Linked DNA regions of Homo sapiens: region 2 is linked to region 1. Evidence: chromatin loops called from intact Hi-C (ENCODE). Cell type or tissue: PC-9. All regions are shown on one strand. Each heading gives the region's core, and the rest is flanking DNA. Links, peaks and the distances in the headings are about the cores only. Region 1 holds the start of TBPL2 (TATA-box binding protein like 2). Region 2 overlaps KTN1 (kinectin 1).

Region 1 (15,619 bases), core at 4,082-12,081:
GAAGGAATTATACTAAGCACGCCTAGCATTTATGAAAGGCTGCCTATCTTTTGTTAGGCATTATCTGGATGCAAAAGCGAATCAACAACCTTCCACTCCTTAAGGAGTGTGCAATCCAGAAGGGAGTGTAAACAATGAAATGTAGGACAAGGTTAAATGAAACACAGGCCAAATTGTTATGGGCATTCAGAAGAAACACTGTGTCTTAGCTTTGTCTTGGGAGATCAAGGAGGGCTCCACACAGAAGGTGGCATCTGAAGGCTAGGAAGGATTTCCGAAGACAGAGAATCGAAAAATAACATTCTCAGCTGAGGGAACTATAGGAACAATGATACTCAGAGCTTTTTCAGAGCCTGGAAGTGTCATTTGGGAACTGAAGATGGGAAGGTTTATGTTTGTTTGCCCAGGCTCAGGAATTTGTGTTTTATTCTAAACTCAGTGTGGAAAACAATGCAGATTTGCGGAAGCATGGAGTGAGGTAAACTTTACATTTTAGCAAGGTGATCTGGGTTCTAGAAATGTACCTGAAATTTACTAAGCCCCTGAGCATGGCTAGGCACTATACTAAAACTTTTAGACATTGTCTCTTTAGGCAATTGCTTTTAATGTCCTTATTTTGCAGATGGGAAGACTGAGGCTGAGTGAGATTAAACATCATGGCCAAAGTTAACTTCCGTTAGCAGGTCCTAACATCACAGGTTTTGCAGCCAGTACCACTTACAGTTACTGTATCGAAGTCTTTTTTTTTCCCCAAGACCAATGTAAAGATCAAGGCTATATAAGAGGACGCTTTTTTTTCTTTTCTTGAGACAGAGTCCCCCTCCGTCATCCAGGCTGGAATGCAGTGGTGCAATCTCGGCTCACTGCAGCCTCCACCTCCTGGGTTCAAGTGATTCTCCAGCCTCGGCCTCCTGAGTAGCTGGGATTATGGGTGCCCACCACCACACCCAGTTAATTTTGCATTTTTAGTAGAGATAGAGTTTCACCATCTTGGCCAGGCTAGTCTCGAATTCCTGACCTCAGGTGATCCTCCCACCTCAGCTTCCCAAAGTGCTGGGATTACAGGCATGAGCCGCCGCACCTGGCCCCATTTTATTCGCTCCTTCCAATACAAGCAAACCTAGGGATACAACCAGAAAACTGCCACGTGAGGCTAAAATATGCTCTTGCTCCTTCAGAAAACAGCACAAGTTCATCAGCCCAGAAAGTTCTCAAACATTCTCAGGACAAGGGACACTGAGTCCAAAGCCTATACTTTTAGCCACAGCACTATTCTGCCTCCCAGTATACAGTCCTAGTATGGTACTTTTCAGCAGAAATCCCATATGTCTTCCAATATTCTTTAAGACAGTACTCTTGAGGCTAAAATATTCTAAACAAAGAGCTGAGTTTCCAACAAAAAGTGCTTTAGAAAACTGAGTTGCACAGAGAATGGGGTGCATAGAAATCTGGGGCATGCACAGCCAAATAACTTGGGTCTGTAAACATTTATCAGATTATTTTAAAGTGATTTTGCAACATTTCCTCATCAAATGCCTTACAGTTCTGGAAAAGGGCAGATATAAGAATTCCTTTATCACTTGGTCAGGTTTACAGATGGAGACACCAAAGCAATGAGAGTTTTAAGAGGCGCTCAGAAAGTCAGTAATCTCAGCACTTTAGGAGGCTGAGGTGGGAGATCATTGAGCCCAGAGTTTGAAACCAACCTGGGCAGCAAAATGAGACTCTATCTCTACAAAAAATTAAAAAATTAAAAATTAAAAAGTCAATAGCAGGGCTAAAGAGAAATCTAGATTCCTGATCTTGAAGCACATGGTTAAATCGAAAAATCATATCTCCATGGGCATCAAGGAGATAGAAATGGGGATGGAAAAAAGGCACTGTCCTTTCTCTTAAAAGTAATATGCACTTTTATAAAATACTCTTTTTGTAAGAAGTAAAATATAAATGTTCATTGTAGAAAATTTGGACAATACCAAAAGTTCAAAGAAGAAATGAAACCCACCAATAAGCTCGGTACCCAGAAATATCCCCTGTGAATGTTGGTATATTTCCATCCAGGAGTTTATGTGCTGTTATCATTTAGAGACAGACAGCCCTTCCATTCTACTCCATTTTCTGAGAGCAGGAATCTGAAAGGTAGATCTCAATCAATAATTGATGCCCCCACTGCATGCCCAGCACTATGCCAGGCACCATGGGGTCAGAAGGAAGACTGCACTCCTCACTCTAAGAGGCTACAGTCAGTTAAAGAGATAATACACAGACCCAGAATCAGGGAGCTGGCAAGAGCATCATATGAGCAAACTGGCTGCAGGAATTCAGAAAAGGAAAGCTGGCTGGGAGAGGCTTAATGGAGGAAATGATCTGGAGCGGAGGTATGAACAACGTTTAGACTCAGGATTGCAGAAAGAAGGAGAAATGCACTCTGGGGTTGAGCAGGTGGAAGATGGGACAAAAACAGCATGGACCAAGGACAGTTGGCTTGGTTCCTAAGGATATTGGCCTGGGTTTAGAGATTAGAGGGTGTGAACAGAGGCCCTAACATCACAGGTTTTACAGGCAGTGCTACCCACAGTTACTGTACCAAAGTCATTTCTTTTCCAAGACCAATGCAGAGATCAAGGCTATATACGAGGATCCATTTTATTCACTCTTTCCAATTCAACCAAACCTAGGCATGCAACCAGAAAACTTCCACGTGAGGCTAAAACATGCTCTTGTTCCTTCAGAAAACAGCACAAGTTCATCAGCCTGGAAAGTTCTCAAACATTCTCAAAGCTGATGTCCAGGAAGTGCTAGGTCAGGGCATGTGCTATAGGAGGGACCACAGGGGAAATGATCGTACAAAATCATGGCACAAAGTCAAAACCCAGCATGCACCAGCCAAATCCTGCACATATGCCAAAAACTGAATTCTGCCACCTTAGTAACACTGAAAAAAAATATATCCTGGGTAAGAGGTGGTGTGATATCTGAGAAAATCCCAAGGTTGTATCTTGGCAGCTCTATTCCCGGTGTGACCTTGTGCAGTGACTTAATTGCTTTGCCCTTCAATTTCCTCATCTGTAAAATGAGGATAATAGCACCTGCCTCATACTTCTGATGTAAAGATTAAATGAAGTAATGTATACAAAGCACCTTACACCACATCTGGCCATTGAGTAAGCCCTGGGTAAACACTGGTTCCTCTTCTTTTCTTCCCACTAGTCTAATATTAGAAAGCCAGATCAAAAGGGTCAGTGTGATTTGGGGAAACTAAAAAACAGAATATGATGCTAATAAGGCTTGAAGCCTCAGACCACATTCAAGGTCTCCAGGGCATTGGTAATGTCCAACTTCTTTACATGGCTCTAAGGTTCACATCTGTCTGAGATGTCACAGCTTGATCAAGGCCTCCTCTATACCATATTCAGCATAAAGTGTTTTGAGACAGGATCTATAATAGGATGCTGGAGTGAGGCCAGCATAGTTGCCCTGAAACCCTGCCTCCTGCCCCCAGCTCAGGTACCAAAGGAAGGCGACATGGGGTATTGAAACAATTTCCAAAGGTTTAGCTCACATAAGCGGAATAGAGACAGAGAAGGGAAAGTCCTCAACCTAGAACACAGATTAATTACCAGGGAGCCAGAAAAAGCTAATAATCCTAGTTGACAGGCAGCCAAATGACTTGGGGTAGCTCATTTAGAGTGTGGGTGTTATGCAGCCCAGAAGACAAACACGTGTAAACAACAGCAGGTAAAACATGAACCAACCTACTTAGCAAGTTAGATCAAGAATCTATTGATTGCCAAGTCTCTTTGAGTCCTGCAACACACTTCCTCTCTGTCCCTTCTGTTAAAGCAAACTAAATATGGCCCAAGAAGGACCCCATACTTCTATATTTCAGTCCCTGTGGACGAACTGTAACCTAGCTTAATAGGCAGACAAGATTGAGAACCTAATTTAGTAGTATGTGCCTGTAACAATAGCTGAGTCTTGGCCAATCCCAGCAGCCATGCTTCAACCACTCATAGACTGCTGAGTGTTCAAACTGTGTTCAAAGAAGGCAAATGCCAACCTGTAACCAATCCAACTGTTTCTGTACCTCACTTCAGATTTCTGCATGTCACTTCCCTTTTTTGTGTCTATAAATTTGTTCTGACCACCAGACATCCCTGGAGTCTCTCTGAATCTGCTGATTCTGGGGGCTGCCCAATTCACGAATCGTTCATTGCTCAATTAAACTCCTTGAAATTCAATTCAGCTGAAGTTTTTCTTTTAACACTTCATTCCACTGTCCCTGCCCTAGTTCAGGCCCATATTACCTCCTGTTAGCTCAGGGACACCTTCATTTTCTGAATACACAACTCAACAAGTTCTTCACTGATCATCAAATAAAATCTACATTTCCTAACCTGACATTCAAAACCCTCCATAATATGATCCACATCTTAAACAACACATTCCATTTCAGGATCCTTATGCTTCAGACAAACCAAAGCCAACAAACCTAAGCCTTTGTATTTTTCCACCTCAGTGTCTTTGCTTGAGCTGTTGTTTCACAGCCATTCTCACGTATTCTTTGTGTTAGTTACCTAGGGCTGCTGTAACAAATTACCACATCCCGGGTGGCTTAAAACAACAGAAATGTATTCTTACAAGTCCAAGATCCAGATGTCAGCAGGGCTAGTTCCATCTGGCAGCTCTGAGGGGCAATCCGCTCCATACCTCTCTCTTAGCTGCTGCTGGCTGCTGGCAGCCCTTGTCATTCCTTGGCTTGGGGCTGCCAATCTCTGCCTGTCTTCACATGTGTGGCCTTCTTCTCTCTGTGTCTCAGTGTCTCAAATCTCCCTCTGCCTTTGTCATATAAGGACACCTGTCATTGGATTTAGGGCCCATCCTAAATCCTGGGTGGTCTTATCTTGAGAGCCTTAATTACATCTACAAAGTCCCTTTTCTAAGGTCACAACCACAGGTTCCGAGTGGATATGTCTTTCGGGAGGCCACAATTTAACCCGTATACCCTTTAAGACCTTGGTCTCTTGCTGCCTCCTTTATGAAATATGCCTTGATGTCTAGCCCCAGGAAGGAATTTCTCCCTCCTATGAACTGCCAAGAAACTCAACTGAATTTGACTTTGTGATATTGTGTTTGTATGAACAGCTTATCTTTGAGTGAGTTGCCTAACTTCTGTAGGCCTCAATTCCTCATCTTTGAAACAGAGATGATTATTACATTTATTTTTAGCATTATTTTGGGTTTTGGTTTTTTTTGTTTTTGTTTTTTGAGATGGGGTCTCTCTCTCTGTTGCCCAGGCTGGGAGTGCAGTGGTGTGATCTCAGCTCACTGCAACCTCCACCTCCTGAGTACAGGCAATTCTCCTGCCTCAGCCTCCCAAGTAGCTGGGATTACAGGCATGTACTACCATGCCAGGCTAATTTTTGTATTTTTAGTAGACACAGGGTTTCACTATGTTGGCCAAGCTGGTCTTGAACTCCTGACCTCAGGTGATCGGCCCACCTCGGCCTCTCAATGTTCTGGGATTACAGGCGTGAGCCACTGTGCCCAGCCTATAGCATTATTTTGATAAAAAGAAGTTTTAACGGACTTAGAACACTAGCCAGACATAGCAAATCATCCATATGTGCTATTATTATCCTTATCTTTATTATCATATATTGTCCCTACTATATTGTAAGTTCCTTAAAGATAGTCATCTTTGCAGCCTTCATGGATTCTAAAAAGTATCTCGCACAGAATCATGGACGAGCGAACATATCAGGGAGAAGGAGGGAATGACAGCTAAGTCATCTTGAGATAGTCAATACAGGGACATGTTTGGAAATGTCGTGAAGAGTGACTCCTCTATGCAACATTCAACCAGCAGGAAAGTACTCAGGTCTTCCCCGAAGTGAAAAGTCTTGGTCAAAACTCCCTGCCAACAGTTTTCCCTTTGATTTACAAGCAGGACAACTTGGAGAGTTGCCAGTCTGGTGTTTCCAAGTACAGCATATCCAAAGAATTCCTTTCATAAACAGCATCATTTGCTGATTTGTCATCATGGTAATTATATTTTATTATTCCCACTGTACACTGTACCTCTTAGCACTGATGTGGTTCTGAAATAGAAGTGAAAAAAAGGGGATAGGGGAGGGGCTGACTCCCAGGCTTAAGGGAAGAGTGACTCAGTGGCCCTAGGGAGCCTCTTCTCAGGAACTGGGTAGGTGTGCTGACTCACTTCTGCCTCCGGCCTCCTCCCAAAGGTTGCTGCTTCTCCAGGACCTCACAGGAGCTGTGGAAGCCTTTAGTGGTGGCTCTGGTAATTCTCTACACACACCATAATCTTCCCCTACATAATCCCATGAGCTATTTTATAAAGCTGCCTTCTAGAAGGCCAGTGCTCTAGATACGTGGTTCAGACCGAAGTCTTCTAGAAGATTTTTAATTTTTATGGGTACCTAGTAGATGTATATAGAAGATTTTCATTGTTAGTACAAGTACAAACACATACAAAAATCCATTCCTAGTCAGGTGCACACAAAGTGGAGTTCAGGCCAGGCATGGCACTTTGGGAGGCCGAGGCAGGCGGATCACCTGAGTTCAGGCGTTCGAGACCAGCCTGACCAAAGTGGTGAAACCCCGTCTCTACTAAAAATACAAACAAATTAGCTGGGTGTGGTGGTGTGCACCTATAATCCCAGCTACTCAGGAGGCTGAGGCAGGAGAATTGCTTGAACCCAGCAGGCAAAGGTTGCAGTGAGCCAAGATCGTGCCACTCCACTCCAGCCTGGGCGACAGAGTGAGGCCCTGTCTCAAAAAAAAAAAAAAAAAAGTGGAGTTCAGAGCAGACAGAAGCTGAAATCTTCATCCATATTTTCCCAAGCAAATACGGTAAAACCTAATCTCCCTGTTTTGCTGTGCGTGGCAGGAGACAGGTAGCTACTGTCTGGGATCAGACATCCCTGATGTGCTCAGCGTGGAAAATGGTAAAGCAACTCTCTCCTGCCCAGAATCAGTGCTGATTGATTGGTTCTGTTTCCATGAAACAACTGCCAAAACGATGCTTATAAATAACACTTCCCAGTTATAATATGCTTTCTAAAAGAATGCATTATTTATTGTAGAAACGCTGTGATGGAATATGTTCACACAGAAAGAAAATAATAGGGATCAGTCAAGGGAGAAAAAGAAACTTGTGAAATTTTAATTCTTGTCTTTAATATTACGTGAAATTAAGCCATTTTCCTGAGAAACTTTAAACACAGCAAGTCTTCTTTATGGCCAGTGTATAGCACTGCCTGAGAAGGAAAGCTGCACCATTATGATTCAAGATTTTCAGTGGACTGGGGTTGGTGAGCAAAGACTATGGAGATCAAGGTTATCTGTGTTGTGCTTCAGCAGCTCCTGACTAAGCCATTACACAGGCTCCTTCCCAGATGCTGAAGTTCATGCTCCACCTCCACCAAAAAGGGGGAGGAAGAATTACTGTGGGTTTTTATTTCAAACGATTACTGAAAGGACAAGAATTCATTGAATTTTGATCTAGAAAAGGCCTCTGTGCAGTGCTCAAATCCACCTCCCTATTCTTGTGTATAAAATCACTGTCTGGAAACTGACAGCTCCATGTAGAGATCAATCACACCCAATGTCCATGGCTTCTAAAAGAAAGAGAAGGCTGCATTTAGCAAATATTGCCACCATTAAAAAAAAGTTCTCTCCCAACATGGCTTCTAGAAACCTAATCTCATTTATGCAAATTCTTTTCCGTTTTTTCCTGGGCAGCGAAATTGCCCCTCACATTTAACAACCATCAAGATAGTGTGAATGTGGATTACTCTACAAGCACTTTCCGTTTAGCTCCTATAAATAGGACCTCCTTGTATAAAATAGCACATATATTCACATTGACTGATACAGTAACTAATCTTATTTATTTTTGGAAGTACCCTCTGGTCTTCTGCCATGGAGAAGTAGCTACCCTTTTTTTCTTTAACATTTAGGGAATGCATGCTCCCCCCCCTTTTTTTTTTCCTCTCTCCCCTCAAAGCTGTTTGTTTTCTCCCCAAACCAGAAGGTATTCCCCTCATGGAGATGAAAGTGCGCCCCCTAGTGAACAATGTTTCTCAACATCCCTCCAACACTGAATTTCCATCTTCATTATTCTTGCCAGAGAATCCCAGGCCCCAGTGGTGACGTGACTGCATTTGAGAGGTTGAGGTTCAGTGCCCAGGGCTTAGGAGCTTTTCAAGGGACAGTAAAATTGTTTGAGAGCTAAGAAAGTCTGTTGACTCCAAACATTTTTTTCTATTCCAAAACTGAAATTAGTGAATTTGATTAAATGTCTATAAAATATCAACTAATCATAAGCAATTCAACTCTTAAATTGTTACATATAAATTATATTTAATGTAGAATGTAGGTTCATTTTTAAATTGTCTATGAAGAGGCCAGGCATTGTGGCTCACGCCTATAATCCCAGCACTTTGGGAGGCCAAGGTTGGGGGGGGATTGCTTGAGCCCAGAAGTTCAAGACTAGCCAGGGCAACATAGCAAGACCCTCAGCTCTACAAAAATTTTTGTTTTAATTTCCAGCTAATTTTTTAAAATTTTGTGTAGAGATGGGAGTTTTCACCTGTAGACAGGTGTGTGGTACACACCTGCAGTCATAACTAATACTTAGGAGGCTGAGGTGGGAGGATTACTTGAGCCTGGGAGGTTGAGGCTGCAGTGAGCCATGACCACACCACTGCACTCCAGCCTGGAGTGTCTCAAATATATATTATATGTATATATGTGTGTGTATATATATATATATATATATATATATATATATATATATTTTTTTTTTTTTTTCTGTGAGGAGGGACAGGTCCTCTTAAAATACGAGTAAAAGCCATATTTTCCATAGAATTGACCTCTGTTCAAGACTCTTCATGACCATGAATATGCACTCCTGTCTTAACATTATTCTTTTAAAGATTCTAATAACAATACTTCATACTTGCAAAGTGCTTAGTAAAAGTTTACGTATGGCCACAGCACAGTGACTCACGTCTATAATCCCAGCACTTTGGGAGGCCAAGGCAGGTGGATTGCTTGAGCCCAGAAATTCAAGACCAGCCTGAGCAACAAGGCAAAACCCCATCTCTACAAAAAAATACAAAAAATTAGCTGGGTGTGGTGGCGCAAGCCTAGAGGCCCAACTACTTGGGAGGCTGAGCGGGGAGGATCACCTGAGCCTGGGATGTCAAAGCTGCAGTGAACTGTGATTGTGCCACTGCACTCCAGCATGAGCAACAGAGTGAGACCTTATATCAAAAAAAAAAAAAAAGTTAACATATGCTTCTATTTAAGGCATTTAATCTTTACAACAGTAAATTGAGAAAGAAAAGAATGAATTGGATATAGTAGTTTTTCGGTTTTCTTCTTTTTTTGCCAAAGTATAAAATATTATAAATTCTGAAGCCAAAAAAAAAAAAAAGTCAGAATCAAAACAGATAACCACCACAGTTCAAAAGAAAACAAACTAATTTGAAATGGTCTATGTAAGCCTTTGGTAAGGGACAATACATAGCAAATGACTCCATAGTCAGACACTCTGGGACGAGTTACTCAACCTCTCTGTGCCTCAGTATCCTCAACTGTAACGTGGGGACAAAAAGAGTATTTATCTCACCAGGTCTTCGAGACATTTAAATGAGTTCATATATGTGAAACACTTAGAATAGCGTGTGGTACATAGTAAGAGCTGAATAAATGCTAGCAATTAACTGTTAGTCAATCAAACCATAGCAATCTTTGATTCCCAGAAAAGAATAGCTTAAGATTTTGGGCTGGGCGCAGTGGCTCACACCTGTAATCTCAACACTTTGGGAGGCCGAGGCAGACAGATCACCTGAGGTCAGGAGTTTGAGACCAGCCTGGCCAACATGGTGAAACCCCATCTATACTTAAAAAAAAAAGTGCAAAAGTTAGCTGGGCGAGGTAGCACGAGCCTGTAATCCCAGCTACTCCAGAGGCTAAGACGGGAAAATTGCTTGGACCCGGGAGGCAGAGACTGCAGTGAGCTGAGATCGCACCACTGCACTCCCCGCCTGAGTGACAGTGCAAGACCCTATCTCAAAAAATAATTTAAAAAAAAACAAGATCTTGTATAAATCTCAAACAACTAAAACACTCACAAAACAATCACTAATATTATATTTTGAAACATTTTACCTGGAAACAATCTCAAACTTACAAAAAGTTACAGGAATAAAAATAAGGAACGTTGGTACACCTTTTACCCAAATGAGCTTATTACCATTTTATTCCTCTATTATTTGCATGGCACATCACTGCAAATTTGTGTCTCTACTTATTATAATTTTGATGTATTTGTTTTCTCTTGTAAAGTAACAAATTACCACAAATTTAGCAATTAAACGCCAACTTACAAGCTCGCAGTTCTAAGACATCTGAGTATAGCATAGCCAGCTTCTTTGTTCAGGATCTTTACAAAGCTAAAACCAACGTATTGGCCATGCTAAACTCCTTTCTGGAAGCTCTGGGAAGAATCCACTTTCAAGCCAATTCATGATTGATGGCAGTCATAGGACTGAGGTCCCCATTTCCTTGCTGGCTGTCAAATGTGGGCCACTCTAAGCTCCTTGAGGTACCCACATTCCTTCCAATATGATTTTTATTTTTTTAATTATTACTTTAAATATTATTATTATTTTTTGAGACAAAGTCTCACTCTGTTGCCCAGGCTAGAGTACAGTGGCGCAATCATGTTTCACTGCAACCTTAACCTCCTGGGCTCAAGTGATCCTCCTGCCTCAGCCTCCCAGGTAGCTAGGACTACAGGTGCATGCCACCACATCTGGCTAATTTTTTAAAAATTTTTTGTAGAGATGAGGTCTCACTATGTTGCCCATGCTGGTCTCAAACTCCTGGACTCAAGCAATCCTACTGCCTTGGCCTCCCAAAGTGCTGGGATTACAGGAGTGAGCCACCATGCTCTGCCCACATTCTTTCCAATATTTGGCCCCATTTATCTTCAAAGCCAGCAATGAAAAATCTCCCTCATGGCAAATCCTTCTCAGATTTTGACTCTCTCTCCCAAAGAAGAGCCAGTTCCTTCTAAAGGCTCACCTGATTAGGTTAGGCTTACCGAAGAAAAGCCTGGATACTCTTTCTCAAAGTCAAATGATTTGGGACCTTAATTACATCTGTAAAGTGCGGCATAGCAGCACTTAGATTGGTATTTGAATAACTGGGAGAAGGTGTGTATATACTAGGGATAGGAATTTAGGGGGCATCTCACCGTTCTGCCTACCACATATGATGAGAGACTTTATAAGTCTATGTGTAAGACTGGTAGGGCTGCCACAACAAAATACTACAGTCTGTGGTGGCTTAAACAACAGAAATTTATTTTCTTACAGTTCTGGAGGCTGGAAGTCCAAGATCAAGGTGTCAGCAGGGCTGGTTTCTCTTGAGGCCGCTCTCTTTCATTCGCAGATGGCTGCCTTCTCACTGCATCCTCACCTGGCCTTCTCTGTGTGAACATCCCTGGTGTCTCTGTGTGTCCAGATTTCATCTTCTTGTGAGGACAACAGTCAGATCAAATCAGGGCTTCAACATATAAATTTTGGGGGGAAACAATTCAGTCTATAACAGTCTAATAACAAAATTAAGAGCTAATATTTGAGCTACTAGGCAGGTACTGTGCTAAAAAAATGTGTAGGTTATCTCAACACAAACCTTTAAATTAAATACCATCGTAAGCAATTATATGAAATTCCAATCTCATCAAAATGTTTCCTTTATTCTTAATTAGAAATTCTGTAAGACTTGTTGTGATTTGATTCTTAGAATGAGCTGTCTCTACTATAATGTGCTTCCTATGCTACGTTCTAAGGTCAGTTTCCTTCATCCATCCAGTTTTACTGAGCAGATAAGCTTGGTACAGAGACATTAAAATTAGTTATCAAAATTCTTGCTCTCAGAGAGCAAAATCTAGTAAAAAAGATGTATTTTATGTCTGCCTCTGTACATTTTTTTTTTTTTTTTGAGACAGAGTCTCATTCTGTTGCCCAGGGTGGAGTGCAGTGACATGATCTGGGCTCATTGCAACCTCGGCCTCCCAGGTTCAAGAAATTCTCCTGCCTCGGCCTCCTGAGTAGCTGGGATTACAGGCGCACACTACCATGCCCAGCTAATTTTTGTATTTTAGGTATAGATGGGGTTTCACCATGTTGGCCAGGCTGGTCTTGAACTCCTGACCTCAGGTGATCCACCTGCCTCAGCCTCCCAAAGTTCTGGGATTACAGACATGACCCACCACACCCGGGAATCTGTACATTTTTACGTATCTTACATAAAAAGTGTCAATTATAGGCCAGACACGGTGGCTCGTGCCTGTCATTCCAGCACTTTGGGAGGCCAAGGCAGGTGGATCACCTGAGGCCAGGAGATTGAGACCAGCCTGGCCAACAAGGTGAAAACTCGTCTCTACTAAAAATACAAAAATTAGCTGGGCATGGTGGCAGGCACCTGTAATCCCAGCTACTCGGGAGACTGAGGCACAAGAATTGCTGGAACCTGGGAGGCGGAGGTTGCAGTGAGCCAAGATCTGCACTCCAGCCTGGGTGACAGAGCAGACTCTGTCTCAAAAAAAGAAAAGAAAAGAAAAAAGGTATCAATTATGTTTATAAAGTTGTTCTACACAGTTAAGCTCTTATGCAGGCACTGAAAATTAAAATAATGATTTCAGGAAAGAGAAACCCTCTCTGAATGTTTTGCGTTATTTTCGTGAGATTTCCTCAACCCTAACTGTGCAGCAACACACTGTTTTGTATGTGGCTTTAGACGGAACGCTCAGTGACTGGAGAAAAACCACGTGGGATTTGATGGTGAGAAGTAATGATAATGTAAAAATACTACACCTGACTAGGTAAGGTGACTCATTCCACTCACTCTGCTCAAGAGAAAAAAAACATCCCTGGCGGAATGCAGTGGCTCATGCCTGTAATCCCAGCATTTTGGGAGTCTGAGGCAGGAGGATGGCTTGAGACCAAGAGTCCAGGACCAGCCTAGGTAACATACCGAGACCTTGTCACTACTAAAAATAAAAATTATAAAAATAAAATTAGCCAGGCGTGGTGGCACCCGCCTGTAATTCCAACTGCTAGGGAGGCTGAGGCAGGAGCTTGAGTCCAGGAGGTCGAGGCTGCAGTGAGCTATGGTCGCCTGTCACCGCACTCCAGCCTTGGCGACAGGGTGGAAACCTAGTATTTAAGTTTCTTAGAAAAACGGCTGGGTGCAGTGGCTCACGCCTGTAATCCCAGCACTTTGGGAGGCCGAGGCGGGTGGATCACCTGAGGTCAGGAGTTTCAGACCAGCCTGACCAACAAGGTGAAACCAGTCTCTACTAAAAATACAAAAATTAGCAGGTCATGGTGGTGCGTACCTGTAATCACAGCTACTTGGGAGGCTGAGGCAGGAGAATAGCTTGAACCCGGGAGGCGGAGGTTGCAGTGAGCCAAGATGGCACTGGGCGAAAGAGTGGGATTCCATCTCAACAACAACAACAAAAAATCCCTTTTTTTTTCTCACTTTCCATGCACTTGCACCGAGAATTTCTCTCCTGGGAGCAAAGACCACATTGCGAGTATCGAAGGAAATCAAATCTGCAGGCCCAGGCCCTTCCCAGCTGCGGGCAGAGTGGGGTGACTGCCCCCAGGCGAGACGCCCCTCTCCGGCCCACCCCTAGCCCATCTCCGCTTCCCAGCGCCCATGGGCCGGTAGCTGGGTTCCGCATCCCGCTCCAAGCCCATCGCCCAACGCTTCTCTCGCGCCCTCTGCAGGAACCTGGGCCGAGGGCCGCCCCGCCTCGCTGCCCCCAGGCTCATAAATGGCCTCTGCGCCCTGGCCGGAGCGGGTTCCGAGGCTGCTCGCTCCGCGCTTACCCTCTTACCCGCCCCCACCCCCAACAGTGGGATTACGGTCCATGGAGCAGGAGGAGACCTACCTGGAGCTCTACCTGGACCAGTGCGCCGCTCAGGTGAGGCTGCCGCCACTGTCCCAGAGTCAGGACCCAAGTCCCGCCCGGTCCTGTGCCAAGGGCTTTGCCTTCGTTCCTCTTAAAACTCATAGCGACCATAAGAGGCGGGCTTGGTTTCCCAAGTCATTAAGTTGAAGGTTAGAAGCTTCGAAAAGTGAAATAATTTGACCAAGGTTGCCAAACAGAGCTCGAACTTCATCTAGCACGAATCCAGAACCGTTCACTCAGTTACCAGATTACATGGCCCTTCCCAGGTTGTTCTGGTTTTTGATTGATTGATTGATTGATTGATTGATTTTTCTCTGAGATGGAGTCTCGCCCAGGCTGGAGTGCAGTGGCGCGATCTCAGCTCACTGCAACCTCCGCCTCCTGGGTTCAAGCGATTCTCGTGCCTCAGCCTCCCGTGTAGCTGGGATTTCAGGCACACGCACCACACCTGGCTAATTTTTTTTTTTTTTTTTTTTTGAGACAGAGTCTCGCTCTGTCACCCAGGCTGGAGTGCAGTGGCGCGATCTCGGCTCACTGCAAGCTCTGCCTCCCAGGTTCACGCCATTCTCCTACCTCAGCCTCCCGAGTAGCTGGGACTACAGGAGCCCGCCACTACGCCCGGCTAATTTTTTTGTATTTTTAGTAGAGACAGTGTTTCACCGTGTTAGCCAGGATGGTCTCGATCTCCTGACCTCGTGATCCACCCGCCTTGGCCTCCCAAAGTGCTGGGATTACAGGCGTGAGCCACCATGCCCGGCTAATTTTTGTATTTTTTAGTAGAGACGGGGGGGGGTTTGCTTTTCTCCCCAGGCTGGTGTTGAACTCTTGACCTCAAGTCATCCCACCCACCTTGGCCTCCCGAAGTGCTGGGATTTCAGGCGTGAGCCACCACTCCTGGCCCCCCGCCTGGTTCTAAAGGACATGCACAGAGAGTGCATTGTGCTAGCTGTAGTGACTTCAGGTTCCCACGGGTTTCTGCTTTGACAGGGGAAACAGAGAGCCCCTGTCCCCTGCAGCATGGATGCCAGTACTAGGCCTCCCTCTAGAAGTCAAGTCTCTGGTGGAGCTGGTGGTTGCAGGGTTTGCCAAATGTCAACTAGAAACACCTGTGGCTTTTTTTTTTTTTTTTAAAGTTAATTACTCTTAAGACTTAAAAATCCTTAGCATTGGGCAGGGTGAGGTGGCTCACGCCTGTAATCCCAGCACTTTGGGAGGCCGAGGCACGTGGCTCATTTGAGGTCAGGAGTTCAAGACCAGCCTGGCCAACATGGCGAAACTTCGCCTCTGCTAAAAAATACAAAAATTAGCTGGGCGTGGTGGCAGGAGCCTGTAGTCCCAGCTACTCGGGAGGCTGAGGCAGGAGAATTGCTTGCATCCAGGAGGAAGAGGTTGCAGTGAGCCGAGATGGTGCCACTGCACTCCAGCCTGGGCGACAGAGTGAGACTCCGTCTCAAAAAAAAAAAAAGGCAAGAGAGCAACTTACTTTTTTTTTTTTTTTTTTGGTGGGAGAATTTTTTTATAAAGACAATGATCAGCACTGAGGTAGAAATGGTGACTTTCCCTAGCATTTAACACAGCAAAGAAGAGCCCAGACAGGAA
Region 2 (15,619 bases), core at 1,339-9,338, 160 kb before region 1:
CATATATACTATGAAAAATAAGACAAGTGGTAACTAGAAGGAGTAGAAAACATCCTTCCATTTCTAAATCATGTGAAAATATCCTAATTGAAGAGAAAAAATTTAAATATTCATTACTTTCTTTTCCCGAAATATCCACTTTTGGTACTTTATTAGTAGTTAACTTTTTTGTTTATTGTACAGTGTTGATAACTACTACACGTGAAAATAAGGAGGTACTATTACCAACTCAATGGACATTCATTAAAAGTGTCATATTCTGAAATGCACACACACGCAAAAAGAGGTGGTTTATTTACAGATTAAGACCAGTCACCAACTGCTTGCATCTTTACACCAGTGACTATCAGCCTCATGATGCAGTGGGATCTATCAAGGATATAAAAATCTAATAAAATTAAAATTGAAATGTTAGGATGTGGCATTTTGCATTAAAATAAATTACAGACCAAGCGCAGTGGCTCATGCCTGAATCCCACCACTTTAGGAGGCTGAGGCAGACGGATCACTTGAGCCTAGGAGTTCCAGTCTACCCTGGGCAACATGGCGAAACCCTGCCTTTACAAAAAAAAAAAAAAAAAAAGACAAGAAAATTAGCTGGGCGTAGTTAAGTGAGCCTGTAGTCCCAGCTACTTGCAGGCTGAGGTGAGAGGATCACCTGAGCCTTTGAAGTCGAGGCTTCAGTGACCTGTGACTCTGCCACTGCACTCCAAGCCTGGGCAACAGAGCAAGTCTCTGTCTCAAAAAAATAAAATAGTGAAATAAATTACAAGTTAGGAACTTATCTCAGTTTTTTAAAGGCACCCCATACTGCACAAAACAAGTTATACAGCAAAAGCGAGGCTGCCATCAACATCCTACCGAAATTGCTAAATAAAAGGCTTTGCCTCATCAACAGAACATCAGCCCTACTTTTAGATGGACTCAGTAAGTACGCCCGGGGCGGGAAGGGGGCGGGTGGCGATGTAATTTGACTACCAACATCTGCCTTGAATATACATATCACTTACGTGAAGGGTAGTTTCTGCTAAAATTAAATCTCAAAGTATAAATGATTCTGATGTTGAGATTCTAGATATTGATGCTCCTTACAAACATGCATAAGCCACATAAAAGTGACTTGTATTCTTATTCATCTCAAATGTGTTGTAGAAAAAGACAAGGTATATAATACAGATATAATTAAACATCAGGACATGTTTAGGATAAAGCAAATTAAAGTTAATTGCTACACTTTTAATGTAAAAATAAATCTGAGAATTTTTTAAGTTTTTAAATTATCAATTTGGAGAGTCTTGATATGTCATGATTAGATAAAGAAACCAAATTCTACCTAAACGGGTAACTTATTCTAAGAATTATTTTACACCTAAGAAAATACCTGATTTTAAATTGGATAAATGTGAGTTTATTGAATATAAGACTTTGCCAGAACTGTAACAACACGGGTTTGAACTGCACAGGTACACTTACACATGAATTTTTTTTTTAACCAATTGTTACTGAAAATACGTATTTGCTGGACGTGAAACCCAAGTATATGGAGGGTCAACTTTGTATACTCAGGTTCCACAGTACTCCAGGACTTCCAGCATGCTTAGATTTAGGTATACACAGGGGTCCTGAAGCCAATCTCCTGCATATACCAAGGAATGACTGTCGTTTGTTCAACAGGCATGCTATTAATCTATATGACTGAAGTAACATTTCATACTTCCATAAGCAATTTTTTAATAGTATTAGTTATACCCTAGATTTACTAAGACAAGGTTTTAACAAGTTAAGGGGGAAAAGGAATCATGTGCTAACAAAATACTAAAAGAAACTCCATACAGAATTGTTTCCCTGATAATTCAAATTAACATGAACTATCCAGGTTTTAAAATTAGACACATTTCACTGTGCCTCCATTAAGTGTGATTCGTCAACCAGGAATGCTTTAAAAGAGCCCAGAATTTTTTTTTAAACATAGCATCCATAGAATACACAGCCTATTCAACAAAAGCTGGGCAGTCGAGGGAGAAAAAACACAAAACAATGAGTTGGAATGCTTCGAGTTTTTGCTTTGGTGAAGAAGAGACGCTAAGGCACTTAGCAGCAGTAATAGAAGCTGAAAAAAGGGGTAAAAGTCAAAAAGGCCTAATGAATAAGCTGCAGCCCTGTACAAACCTAGGTTTTAGGAAAGCAGAAATTATGATCAAGCACAGCAAATTCACCTGTATAGAAAGAAAAAGTAGCAAATGTTCAAGAAGAGAGGGTATGAGACCACAAGAATTCTGAAACACTGATTCTTCAAATGTTTTAATGATTTTCTAGTTTCCTTTCCCAGGTCCCATATATAGGCGTGAAGGAATCAAGCTTTCTGTCTCTGGATTTTCACGGGAGTCTCTCTTCACACAATTCAATTCACCTTCACTTGAGCTCACCTGAGTCTCACTATGCATTTAGAGGAACCTAACTAGACACCAAGAGATGAAGAATCAAGAAAATGTTTGCTGCAGCCATAAAAAGGAATGAGATCATGTCCTCGGCAGGGACATGGATGAAGGTGGAAGCCATCATCCTCAGCAAACTACCACAGGAACAGAACACCAAACACCACATGTTCTCACTCATAAGTCGGAGTGGAACACTGAGAACATATGGACACAGAGAGGGGAACAACACACACCAGGGCCTGTTGCGGGTGGGGGCTGAGAGGAGGGAACGTACAGGATGGGTCAGTAGGTGCAGCAAACCACCATGACACACATATACCTATGTAATAAACCTGCACGTTCTCCACATGTATCCTGTTTTTTTTTTTTTAGAAGAATAAAAAAGAAGAAAATGTTTGCATTCCTTTAACCCAACAATCCCAATTCTTTATCCCTAGGAATTTATTTGCAAGAAAAAAACATATAGAAAGATGTTCACAGGCTGGGCATGGTGGCTCATGCCTGTAATCCCAGCACTTTGGGAGGCCGAGGCAGGCGGATCACTTGAGGTCAGGAATTCGAGAGCAGTCTGATCAACATGGTGAAACCCCGTCTCTACTAAAAATTCAAAAATCAGCCGGGCGTGGTGGTACGCGCCTGTAATCCCAGCTACTCAGGAGGCTGATGCAAAAGAATCACTTGAACCCAGGAGGCAGAGGTTGCAGTGACAGTAAGCTGAGATCGCGCCACTGCACTCCAGCCTGGGCAACAGGGCGAGACTCTGTCTCAAAAAAAAAAAAAAAAAGTTCACAGCAATATTACATAAAAACTAAGAAATAAAACATTCAAAATCAGAATGATTTCAATCAGCAAATATCAACTCAAAGTATAGGTATTAAAACCATGAACACTAAAACTTTGTTAAATTCAATTCAATGCTGCTAAAAAGTCAAAATCATATGTAATTATATGATCAAAACATTTTATGTATGCAAGTTCAGTACTAAGGAGTTGTGCCAGAATCATGGGGACAGTCTCATTTGCCTTAATACTCTAGTTTTAAACTTTGTTTATGATAAATTCATAAAATATTATTTTAAAAAGGCAAAACATGAGTGTTTATTGAATAAATACTACAATACCAATAAATATACCTCAAATTCACATTTTACCCATGAGCATCAGAATTACATGAGGAGGAAAAAAGAGGAGACAAAAAGGAACTGAGAATGAAACAGGAAAATTCAGGGAAGAACAAAGACAAAGTTTTAAAAGCAGGGAGGCAAAACTGAAAAATAAAAGTAAAGAGGTTGAGACAAAGTTAATTTAGCTCTGGGTAATAAGAACCAGGTCATTAAAATTTTCTAAGTCCACAGTATACAATTCAATACATGTTTGTTGAGTTGAAAAACATGGAGACATGTAGACGCTCATGTTGTTCTTTCACACATGGAAGAAATAACACTGGTGATTTTTGCTAACTCACAACCCGAGTTTTCACAAAAAATGTGTAGTATTTTTACACATTTAAGAAATGGGGTCTCTATATATACACTGCTCAGGCTGGACCACATTGGCTATTCACAATCCCTATGATAGCGCATTGCAGCATCAAACTCCAGAGGTCTTCCCACTTCAGCCTCCCAAGTGGCTGGAACTACACTACAGGCATGTACCACCTAGCCTGGCTTACCCTTTCTAATATTAGTTACCTCTTTAACCTCATCACACATAAGTCATAATAGATTCCAATCTGAATGCAATAAACAGCCAGTGGTGGCAAATAGGATTTCTCTGTCAAGAGAACCAGGAGAGAAATATCCATGGAACAATAGGAAAGCAAGTCCAAACTATTTTAAAACCACATTCCACACCATTGTCTTTTATCTTTCACTCGGACATAAATCTTTCAAGAAACTGATAAAGATACTGACCCGCTTTCTCAAAGAAAAAAAGTATCCACACTCACTAAGTTTTACATATAATCTCCAGGTTTCTGGATTCCCTGAAGAATATGCACGGGCCCCAGGTTTAAAATCCTGCTCTATATTGAGAGTTTTCATTCCTGCCCTATCTTAAAAGAACTAAAAAAAAATTATAATAAGTTAACACGCATAATATGTAAGTCGTGTTTCGTCAGAGTACGTATTACAAATACTAATCAAATAGTTTTAAAATTCTATTTACTCGCTCTCCTATAACTTACATTTGTTCATACAAAACCTGAGACACATCACTGAGTTAAATTTTACAAACTTCTCAGAAGGCACAATGACCCAATTTATATTAATATAACAAAGAAGTGAAACCTAAAATTTTAAGTGATATAAAAATCTGGCGGCAATTATTAGAATTTCAATAGAGCTGCTTAACCAAAAAGGATAATATATTTATGTATATACAAGACACACCACACTGTCTATATAATAAAACAATGAAACTGTTTCAGTGTGGGACATGTGAAGACACATCACACAACCATTTAAAATAATTAAGATTGTAATGCAGCAAAATACATTACACAGCAGAAAGACTAAAAGTTTTGTGTTGAGTATTATATACACTCATAGATGATACCTAAAAAATGAGAATCATTACATTTTTTGAAGGGAGATTATTACAAACATTTTACTGTTTGGTTAATTGTTCAACTTTTAAAATTGCACATTGAAACAATAATTTAAGTAACCAAACTGAATGCACAGTACTAAACTTTTAAAAGCTTAAATACATAAACATAAGAATTGTTAACATTATGAGAAAAAACTGAGGCAGTTTGATAAGTATACTATTAAATTTCAAGTAATACAACAATTTTGAATTATATTTTTTACTATAGTGTTTCAGTTGCTCTTGCTTCTGCTATCCTTTTCTTCACATTAAAAACAATGAAAACAAATGACACAAAAAAACTAATTTTATCAATATTTCTGTCCTTCAACTGACACAATTTTATCAGCTGGGGTGGCTCAAAAAAACCATTAGCAAAAACTTAACAAATCAAAATTCAAGACTGAAATCTGAACACAGTGAAAATCTTTTTCCACCACAAAACATACTAAGCAAGCAGACACATTTGAAAAAAACAAAAACAGTAAGTTGAGGGAAAGGTAATTTTCAACACAGGAATGCATAATTTCATAAAAATTCCAGTATAAATCAATGTCTGGACAACTAAATGAATACACCTTTAAGATATACAGGCTTCCAGAGTAGCCTATAAGAGCTTTATTTCATTATTTGAATACAGTTAAAATATTACAGAAGTAGCTGTGAGGCCTAAGCTGAAAGCTATTATTATAGGTTATTTGTAAAAATAATGTTCATAGGTTAAAAAAAACAAAAAACAACAAAAAAAACTATCTGTAATCTGATCACACTGAATCTAAATACTTGGCATTCCAAACGTGCCACACTCTTCATACCATGTTTACCTTTCTTTAAACCCACATTACTATCTTATTTTTTTTTAAACAGACAAGTTAATCTTTTTTTAAGAAAAATGATTTATGGTAAGTACTCTACAGTGATAAAAAGTTTACTATTGGTAGCCAAGTATCATTTAATTAGATTTCCATTCTGCAAAAGGTTTAGATACAATGAACTCCTCCTGCTAAAAGTAAATATTAGCCATCATGTAGTTGATAACCTTCAAATACAGTATGCGTGTTATATTGCAGATATATCCTGAGCAAAAGTAAATTATTTTAAGATTAGTGAATAGCAATATAATGAGGCAGTAAAATGGAAGGCAAGAGTCTTGGCTTTTAGTCCCAATTTGGCCTTCACTCAGAGTCTTACTTAAAAATTTTTATCCATGAGTTTCTTCTCACATGGCTTTAGGGCCCAAACTACTTGCATGATCTTGGATATGTCAGCCAAAAAATTTAAGTGGCCCCCAGCTGGTGGTGCCCAGAGTACCCGTGGCAGAAACAAATGCATAACCTCTTTGGTGGACTCCTTCCCCAAGCCAGGCTCCTTAAGGTTTTTAAAAATTATTATCCAGATATAAGCCCACAACGCAAAATAACAGAACACGTGATAAGCCATCATGAACAAGAGGCAGCAGAAACGAGCTAAAGAATTAGATCTCCAACTGCACTCCAGCCTGGGCGACAGAGCAATACTCCGTCTCAAATAACTAACTAAATAAATAAAACCAAATGGATAGGTTAAAAATAGTTGCAAGGAGACCAATTAAAATGACTTTCAGTAGTTTAAGTAGATCTAATGACAATAAATCAATTTCAACACAGAAATACTTGGGTGGAACAACTAATAAGAAAACGCAACTATCTGAAAGTGAGTGAGGACACTAATAAGACAATTCCAACATGTCATGCCTGGAAGGTTCCATAAATGAGGAAACCCCTTGACAAGATTAAGAATATAGGAATAGGTTCCTATCTGGGAGTTCTAGATCAGATTTTGAAGAAAATATGGGACGACCAGCTAGAAAAGATCAGCAGTCAACCAAGTGGGAAAAATCAGCAGTAAGAGGCTACTATGGATTCTAAATCAGGCAACCAAAGGAAACACCTTCTAAAGTTCCATTTAAAGCACTTCACCTTATCCCTGCAATCAAATCTAAAAATCTTTGCCATGTCCTTTGTATGAAATCTCCACCTATCCTTCAAAACCCAGCTTAAATCAAACCTATGAATATGTAATTTCAACTCTCTTCCACAATAGTCTTTATTATTCATTTGTTATTTAGCACTGACCATATGTCAGGACTGCTCTAGGACATTCTGAGTAAACAGCAGTAAAAGGGCCACAAACCCTGCACTCACAGAGCTAACATTCTACTAAGTGGTAAGACAGACCAACAATTAGTATGCAGTATATGAAAGGGTAACAAGTAGCAAGAATAGTGATAAGGAGGGAAGAGAAATAGGGAGCACAGGAAGATGTGGACAGTCATTAAATTTTATTTAATTTTTTTTAATTATTTAATATAGAGACAGGGTTTTGCCATGTTGCCCAGGCTGGTCTCAAACTCCTAATGGTTAAAATTTAGAGTAGAATGATCAGAGATTATCTCATTTTTAAAAAATGACATCTCAATAAAGACCTGAAGTAAGTTAAAGATAGAGCCATGGTGCTATCCATATCTAAGTGAAGAGCAAAATACAGTGAATGAGGGAAGAGCAAGCACAAAGATCATGAGACAGTAACATACCTGCTATATATGAGCAAGAGCAGTAAGGACAACGTGGTTCGGGTAGAATGAACAAAAGGATAAACTGATGAGGTCAAAGAGAATTTGAAAGGGAGAGGGGATGTGGTTAACAATTCATGTAGTTTCTTACAGGAAAAGGATTGTGGCTAACACTCTCAGTAATATGGGAAAACTACTGGAGGGGTCTGACTAGGGAAGGGTGTAGGGAGAAAGTGAAATCAGGGAGAACTGTTAGGTGACAACTGAAATAATTTAGAGATGATGGTAGCAGGTGAGATGGTCAAATTTTTGATACTTTATAAAGGTAGAGCCAAGATGATTTGTTGATGGACTGGATGTGGGGTACGAGAGAATAAACAAAGCCAAAGGCAATTCCAAAGCTTTTAGACTAGGCCAAAAACAAAGGAGCTGCCCTTTACTGAGATAGGGGAAAAGTGGCAGGGACATGGTTAAGGCTGGAGATAAGGAGTTAGGTTTTAGGTAAGTGGAGATGTCCAGGAGACAGCTAAATAAGAGTTGTCACATGACAAGTGAAGGCTGGAGATATAAATTTGGAAGTATTCAGCAAATGGACTATATTTAAAGCCATAAACTTGGATAAAATCCCAAACAAATGGGTATAAATAGAGACCAGGTCTCAAGACTGAAGCACTGAAATTCAACAACAGGAAAATGAAGAACTCTCAAGGGAGACTGAGGAGAGCTATAAAGAAAACTAGGAGTTTGCTGTCCCGGACGCCAGATGAATAAAGTCTATTAAGGAGGAGAGACGGACCAATTTTGTCAAATGGGGTTGGTAAGTAAAATACAATGAAAACTAGTAATTGACTTCTGAATTTAGCAACACAGACGTTACTGGTGACTTTGACCAAAGCAGTAGAGTAGTGGTGATCAAAACCTGATTGAAATGAATTTAAAAGTTAGAAGAACTCTAGCAAGTGTGGACAACTCTTTGAAGCAGCTTTCCTATGAAAGGATGCAGAGAAATAAGATGGAACTTGGAGGAGAATATGAGGTTAACAGTTTGGTTTTTAAAGATGGGAGAAATTACAGCATGATAATATGCTGACAAAAAAAAAAATGATCCAGTAAAAAGGGAAAGAACAATGATGCAGGAGTGAGAGGCAATGTTTTCAAATAGCAAGAAAAGACAGAATTTGGACAAGTAGATAGAGTGACTGGCCTTAGATGGTAGCACAGCCAGTTCATCTGTAGAAACATAAAGGAAGAATATAAAAGCACAGACCCAGGACAGGAAAGGAGGTAGACGGTATAGACATTTGTGAAAATTCTGTTCCTAATGCTACTATTCTCTTTACGAAATGAGAAGCAAAGTCATAAGCAGAGAATAAGTGGAAAAAAGATGGTGGCCAGGCACGGTGGCTCATGCCTGTAATCCTAGCACTCTGGGAGGCCAAGGAGAAAGGACTGCTTGAGCCCAGAGTTCAAGACCATCCTGGGCAACATAGCAGAACCCTGTCTCTACAAACAATAAAAAATTAGCTAGACGTGGTGGCATGCACCTGTAGTCCCAGCTGCTTGGAAGAATAAGGCAGAAAGATCGCTTGAGCACAGAAGCTCAAGGCTATAGTAAGCCATGATTTCACCTCTGCACTCTAACATGGGCGACAGAGGGAGACCCTCTCTCAAAAAAAAAAAAAAGACAGTGTTGAAGGTCTTATAAAACACATTTTAATTATTGCTGTAGTTTTCATTCTTTGTAAGTTGCACTCACTTTAATCTTCCACTGAAGTTTTTGAATGCAGGGTATTTGACAGTGTTCACAAATAAATTTGCCGACTTTAAATGAATTTATAATCTCACTGCGAAAGGAAGTATATAGTATCTACAAACCTAACTAGAGCAAAAATCCTAACTTGAGCCTCCATATGGTTCTACTCTTCCAGCTCAAGTACCATGTCTACAGCTAGTTCTCCTCCTAAAGTTCCAGAGCACTTATTCTCTATTTACACAGACATGCATATAATTCTATGAGACAGTAAATGGTTTCAACTAATATAGCAAGGCAGCAACATACTGCAGTGTGATAAAGAAAATAAAATTGAACTCAAAATCTAAAACAAATCTAAATACATACAAAAATTTAGTTTGCTCTAAGTTATTTCTAATCAGTAGAAGGCTGTATCATTCAAATCAACTAAAAACATCCAAATAAAGTTTCAAACATAAGAAAAAATATAAAGCACTTGAGGGCCGGGCGTGGTGGCTCACACCTGTACTCCCAGCACCTTCAGAGGCCACAGCGGGTGGATCACTTGAGGCAGGAGTTTAAGACCAGCCTGGCCAACATGATAAAACCCTGTCTCTACCGAAATACAAAACTTAGCTGGGTGCGGTGGCACGCACCTGTAATCCCAGCTACTTAGGAGGCTGAGGCAATGAGAATCACTTGAACCCAGGAGGCAAAGGGTTGCAGCAAGCCAAGGTCACACCACTGCACTCCAGCCTGGGTGACGGAACGAAAATCTACCTGAAAAAAAGAAAAAATATAAAGCACTTCAAAACACAAGAAAATAGGCTCATTTTACATAGTTCTATATGTTTAAATGTTTGTAAGTATATTCCATTTGCAGTAAGAATTTTTAAAAATAAATGACTCTACAAATCATTTTGAAAAAACAAAAAATTCAATGAGAAAAATAGACAAAGCATTAACCATTTCCTGAAACGGCCATCAAAACGCAAAAACTCATCTAAATTCCTATTGTCCTACTCAGTCACTACACCAAAAGTATAATGGCCCCGGAGTGCACAACGCAATTATACAATTATCTTTTAAAATAAGAGGAAAAACATTCAAAGCAAGCAAAAGACAAAACAATCCAGGAAATCCAAACATTGGAATTCCCCAACATGGGAATCCCATTTACAGTATCTTTTCTAAGATTAACTTTATAGACCACACTAAAATTTCAAAGCTATGGTACAATTTCTCCTTTTAAACTGCAACACAGTTATTTCTATGACTCACATCTTATTAACACACCACTTACTTCAGCAATATCCATTCTAAAGTACTGCTAACCCAATGTGAAATGAATACAACTAATGCCAGAAATGAGTAATGAAATTTAATTTCTCCATTAGGTATCATGTCACAACAAATGAGACTTCTATTTTTTAATCAAACTTTTTTCCCTTTAATATGAGAATAGATCAATCCATTTGAACAGCTTTCCCAAGAAACTGAAAAGGAATTGCAGAGGTCATAGCTGCTGAAAGTATCTTTTAGACTTTTGCTTACTCATCATGCCCAAACCAGCCCATTTTCTCAGGAAAAGGCACTGCTCATTTAAAAACACTTCCATGGGAAATAATCTGGTTAAAAGTTTATTCGGTAAAAAAAAAAATCTAATTTATAATTAGACAAACTGAAAGCTTTAATACCAAAAAAGTAATAACTTTTTAAAATAGTCTTTCAAATCAGTTTTCAAATCACATAAAATCAGTTTTTGAAGACAAAAGAACATGTCATCAAAACTGTTCAAAAATTAACACTACAACATGAAATTCATACCGTAAAACAGCTACACCATGTACAGAAGCTTTCCTCCCCTTAAAATCTACCATCTTGACCTGCTTTTCCTTTCATAAGATTTCTGAGTAAGAAAGGGCCATCTAATCCAACTAGCCACTCAGAGATTAGACCCAGCTCAACAGGCAGCCAGCCTATGTTTGAAAAGCAGGGATGAATACCTCCCATAAACCCCTTTTATTCTTTGGAAAGACAAGTTCTTTTTAGTTTTGATCCAAAATCACATCATCCTATAACTTCTCCCAGTGGTCCTAGCTCTACCCTAACCATAACAAATCTGTCCAATCCCACTACCACAGGGTAGTCTTAATAACTGATGCTTAAACTTAATGAAATTAAATTTAGCAGCAAATAGAAAAACTTACTTCAAAATTTATCATTCACAAAAATTTATCATCCTTTGGAAAAGTTTAGCTAGGGTATTAAAGTTGAACATAATGGGTTAATTAATAAAATATTAATAAAATAACTCTTAGGTGTATCACCTTAGGTCACTCAACAATGGAAGTACTAAAATGATCAGATGTTTTAGGTATTATGTCTCTTCTGGGGATATTCTTGCTTATCCCCAGAAGAGACATAATACCTAAAACATCTCACAAACTGAACATGAAATGTAAATTAGAACATCAAATACTATCAAAAATGACTACTGAAAAAGTTTTGCTTATGTAAATAAGAATTTTTAATTCTTGTCCAAGAACACCCAATTAAAGGCAAAATAGCCCATATACACACAAAAAGTTTGGTATATTATCACAGTGCCATTTCAAATCACTAAGTTAAAAAAATAGATTTAATAAGTAGTATTGACACAAAAGAGAAAAAGACACAAGAGAAAGCTTGTTTGCTTTTCCAAAGGCCAGAAGTCTCCATTAAGATTGTACAACCTTAAATTCTCATCTACAGTTTCTGCCAATTCCCCCTACTGCCCCCTTCCTACCACAAATATTGACATAAAAATGGCTCACGGATCACCTGAGGTCAGGAGTTCCGAGAACCACCTGGCCAACATGGCGAAACCCCGTCTCTACTAAAACTACAAAAAATTAGCCGAGCGTGGTGGCGGGAGCCTGTTAATCCCAGCTACTCCGGAGGCTGAGGCAGGAGAATCGCTTTGAATCTGTGCTTCTGTGCGGCAGAGGTTGGCAGTGAGCCAAGATTGCGCCACTGCACTCCGCCCTGGGCAACAGAACGAGACTCTGTCTCAAAAAAAAGAAAAAAAAAATGGCTCAATGGCCACAAAAGCCCTGGGACTCAGGAAAAACTCTTGGGAAGGAAAAATCTCTCTGGAAAAAAACTACCTCTGTCCAATCTAGTCCGTACAGTATAGTATTTGCAGATATACTCCTGCCAGAGGTGAACTTCCAGTCAAAATAAACAAGAGTAGCACATACAAACAGGGAGTAGATCCCAAAAAACTGATAACAGAATGTGAAAGACTATTAAAACAAAAATTTCAGCCATGAGAGTTATAAAAGAAATCAGAAACACAGAAAACACTCATAAAAAAACAGAAAAATTAGAACTTGAATTTTATAAATTATGTGTACATACATATGTACACAGACATACAAACACCCAGCAATTAAAAGCTAAATGGCCTGATAACTATATAAAGTTGAATTATCAAACAAGACAGACGATTAAAAAACTGACAATGTACCACAAAAAATTATACATAAGGGAAAATATGAAAGAAAAATTAACAGACATAAAGGATACATGAGAATGTCCAATAAATCCAATGGGAATTCAAGGAGAGGAAAGAACAAAGAAACACAGTGGCTGAGAATTTTCAAAAACTGTTGAAAGCTATGGATCTTCCAATTCAGGAAAGGCAACAAAATTTGAACAGAATAAAAGATATTTAAACATTTGTTGTAACGTTGTGTAACTCAAACAAGTCTTGAAACCAATACAGAAAAGAGTACCGAAAAATTTAGACTTACATAGTACTTAGCAATAGAAGCCAAAGAATAATGTAATAAAATCTCCATAGAAACAATGACCATTAATTGCCACAGAATTCTAGACCCTGCTGAACACTGGAATATTAGTTTTTAGAAGCAATAAGTCTGTCAGCTCTGCAACAAACAAAACTGATCAACATTAGTAAATAATTAGTAAAAATTAATTCAGACTTTATATGAAATTTACTAATCCAGAATGTAATTTTTTTTTTTAATGAACAGTACCTCTTTCCAACCAGAGTATGACTGATTGAGGAACCAATATTCTTTTTTTTTTTTTTTTTGAGATGGAGTCTCGCTCTGTCGCCGAGGCTGGAGTGCAGTGGCGGGTTCTCGGCTCACTGCAAGCTCCGCCTCCTGGGCTCCCGCCATTCTCCTGCCTCTGCCTCCAGAGTAGCTGGGACTACAGGCGCCCGCCAACACGCCCGGCTAATTTTTTGTATATTTAGTAGAGACGGGGTTTCACCATGTTAGCCAGGATGGTCTCAATCTCCTGACCTCGTGATCCGCCCGCTTCGGCCTCCCAAAGTGCTGGGATTACAGGCGTGAGCCACCGCGCCCTGCCGAGAAAGCAATATTCTTATTATTTCACTAGGGATTACAGCTGACCTTTGCTTTTCTCTAATAAACTTTTCAGGAATGCACAAAGAAGAGTGCTAGCAAAGAGTTTTCCCTCTCTGGCCCCTCAATTACTCCAAGCTTCCGTATACAAAGCCATATGAAATTAGGACAAATTTTCACAGATAGTTAAGTACACCAATTAAATGGTGAAAGCCTGAATTTTTTTTTCTAAACCTTACAATCTATTCTGTAGTCTACATTTTAATTTCTACATTCCTACAACCTACATTTCTACTTTTTTTTTTTGAGATAGGGTCTGACTGTCGCCTAGACTGGAATGCAGTGGCACGATCTCAGCTCACTGCATCCTCCCCCTCCCGGGCTCAAATGATTCTCTGGCCTCAGCCTCCCAAGTAGCTGAGATTACAGGTGCCCGCCACCATGCCTTGTTAATTTTTGTATTTTTAGTAGAGATGGGGTTTCACCATGTCGGCCAGGCTGTTCTCAAACTCCTGACCTCAAGTGATCTGCCCGCCTCGGCCTCCCAAAGTGCTGGGATTACAGGTATGAACCACCATGCCAGCCCTTCTACATTTCAATTTTAATGTTCATATTCCACAGGGAAATTCCTATCATTGCTATTTAAGAAACAGCAAAGAGATTCGACATCTACGCAAACAGCAAAATTGTGAATAAACAGCAAAATCTTACACACAATCTAAAAACAAGTACAAATGAAGAATCCGATAAACTTAAGAAATGTTCATTCTGATTCACTGAAATTAAGAGGCATTTGCTTTAATACATTCACAATCTTATGTGTTTATCATTCTCTGAAATTGTACCTTAAGAACTATGGCTTAAGAAAACATTCCCTGAAGACTTTTACTCACTTATTACACAAAGTTTAGCTTATACTACTCAAAAAGTGTAAGCCAAATGAGTAACTCCCCTTTTCAAATACATGTTCTCCCATCTATCTGGGAGCCCAACACAGAGTCCAACGCACAATGTTGTCAAATATTTACTTCTCTGAACATAAATAACTTTATATAGGTGGTCCTTGTGAGTTCTTCCCTTTGGATTTTTTTTTTCAAAATAATCCTTCATATATACAGTATATACTAATCCTATTTGTGTTCACTGGTACTCTGAAACACAAAATCAAGGATGTTTTATCATGATATGGACTTCACCATAACGTTCTATTCTTGAAGCTGCAAAAAGAGTCTATGACAGAAAAAACATCAAAAAGTACAGATATAATTACCTTGAATTGGAAATAAGTGTAGCTTTGATATATTAACAAAGTTTAAGTCTACAGTGGCAAAAAAAACTTTGTCAAAAAAAAAAAAAGGTTCTATTCTTTTGACATCACTCGCAATAATAGGAAACCTAAGCAAAAAATTAGTGAGAGACCCGATCTTACTAAGAACCTTAGGGAGCTAACGCCAAGAAAAAGTAGTCCTTGTGATTTCACCAACTGAAAGTTGGTTTAAGTATGTCAATTATGTAATTAACATAATTAAAACACAGCACACCATGAACCTTCAAAATTTGTGATTGCAAAGACTGCCTTCCAGACAACAGAAATATGAGGTAAGAGGATGAAAGATGATCAGTTATCAGAACCTAAAATATAGCCACAAGTAGAGGCTCCTATCCTATGGTCATCCTTAGAATCCATGTTTACAACACAATCACCTCAACAGCCATGCAAAGACAGATGTTGCCTTCAACAGACACAGCTGCCATGATCCTACATTTCAAGTTCCATGAAAGGCTTCTGCTTTCCTCACTATTAGAAAATGCCTAAGAGTTAGGGGGAAAAAAGTAAAAGCTATTAAATATCATGTACTAAAAATAGAAAGTAGTCAAATTAAAATTGATGAATTTATTTTAGGTAAATCCAGACAATGTTACTAAAAAA

The links. Hi-C counts contacts between places; a loop is a spot of excess contacts. Peaks named below come from ENCODE experiments on the same cell type or tissue, not always from the same donor. Only the 100,000 strongest peaks of a DNase experiment are listed, where the experiment ranks them.
Region 2: it touches region 1 in a loop (4-fold over the local background); 5 of 110 quality-filtered maps call a loop at or near these places.

The regions. Positions count from the first base shown.
Region 1 is chr14:55,438,809-55,454,427 of GRCh38, reverse strand. It overlaps TBPL2 (TATA-box binding protein like 2), which reads left to right and starts at 13,812. Exons shown (of 7, transcript NM_199047.3): 1 at 13,812-14,032. The coding sequence starts at 13,979. It also overlaps a transcript of FBXO34 not described here. RefSeq lists enhancers at 5,544-6,743, 6,508-7,008, 8,083-8,172. In PC-9, for the core only: CTCF peaks have their summits at 7,873 and 8,073 (motif pointing left); a DNase peak (open chromatin) is centred at 6,137; H3K27ac peaks cover 2,760 bases.
Region 2 is chr14:55,596,228-55,611,846 of GRCh38, reverse strand. The region is part of intron 1 of KTN1 (kinectin 1); the gene reads right to left. Among named protein-coding and RNA genes, the nearest start is that of KTN1, 24 kb to the right of the region's middle. In PC-9, for the core only: no CTCF peak of the experiment used is centred there; DNase peaks (open chromatin) are centred at 1,986 and 5,826; H3K4me3 peaks cover 450 bases; H3K27ac peaks cover 2,767 bases.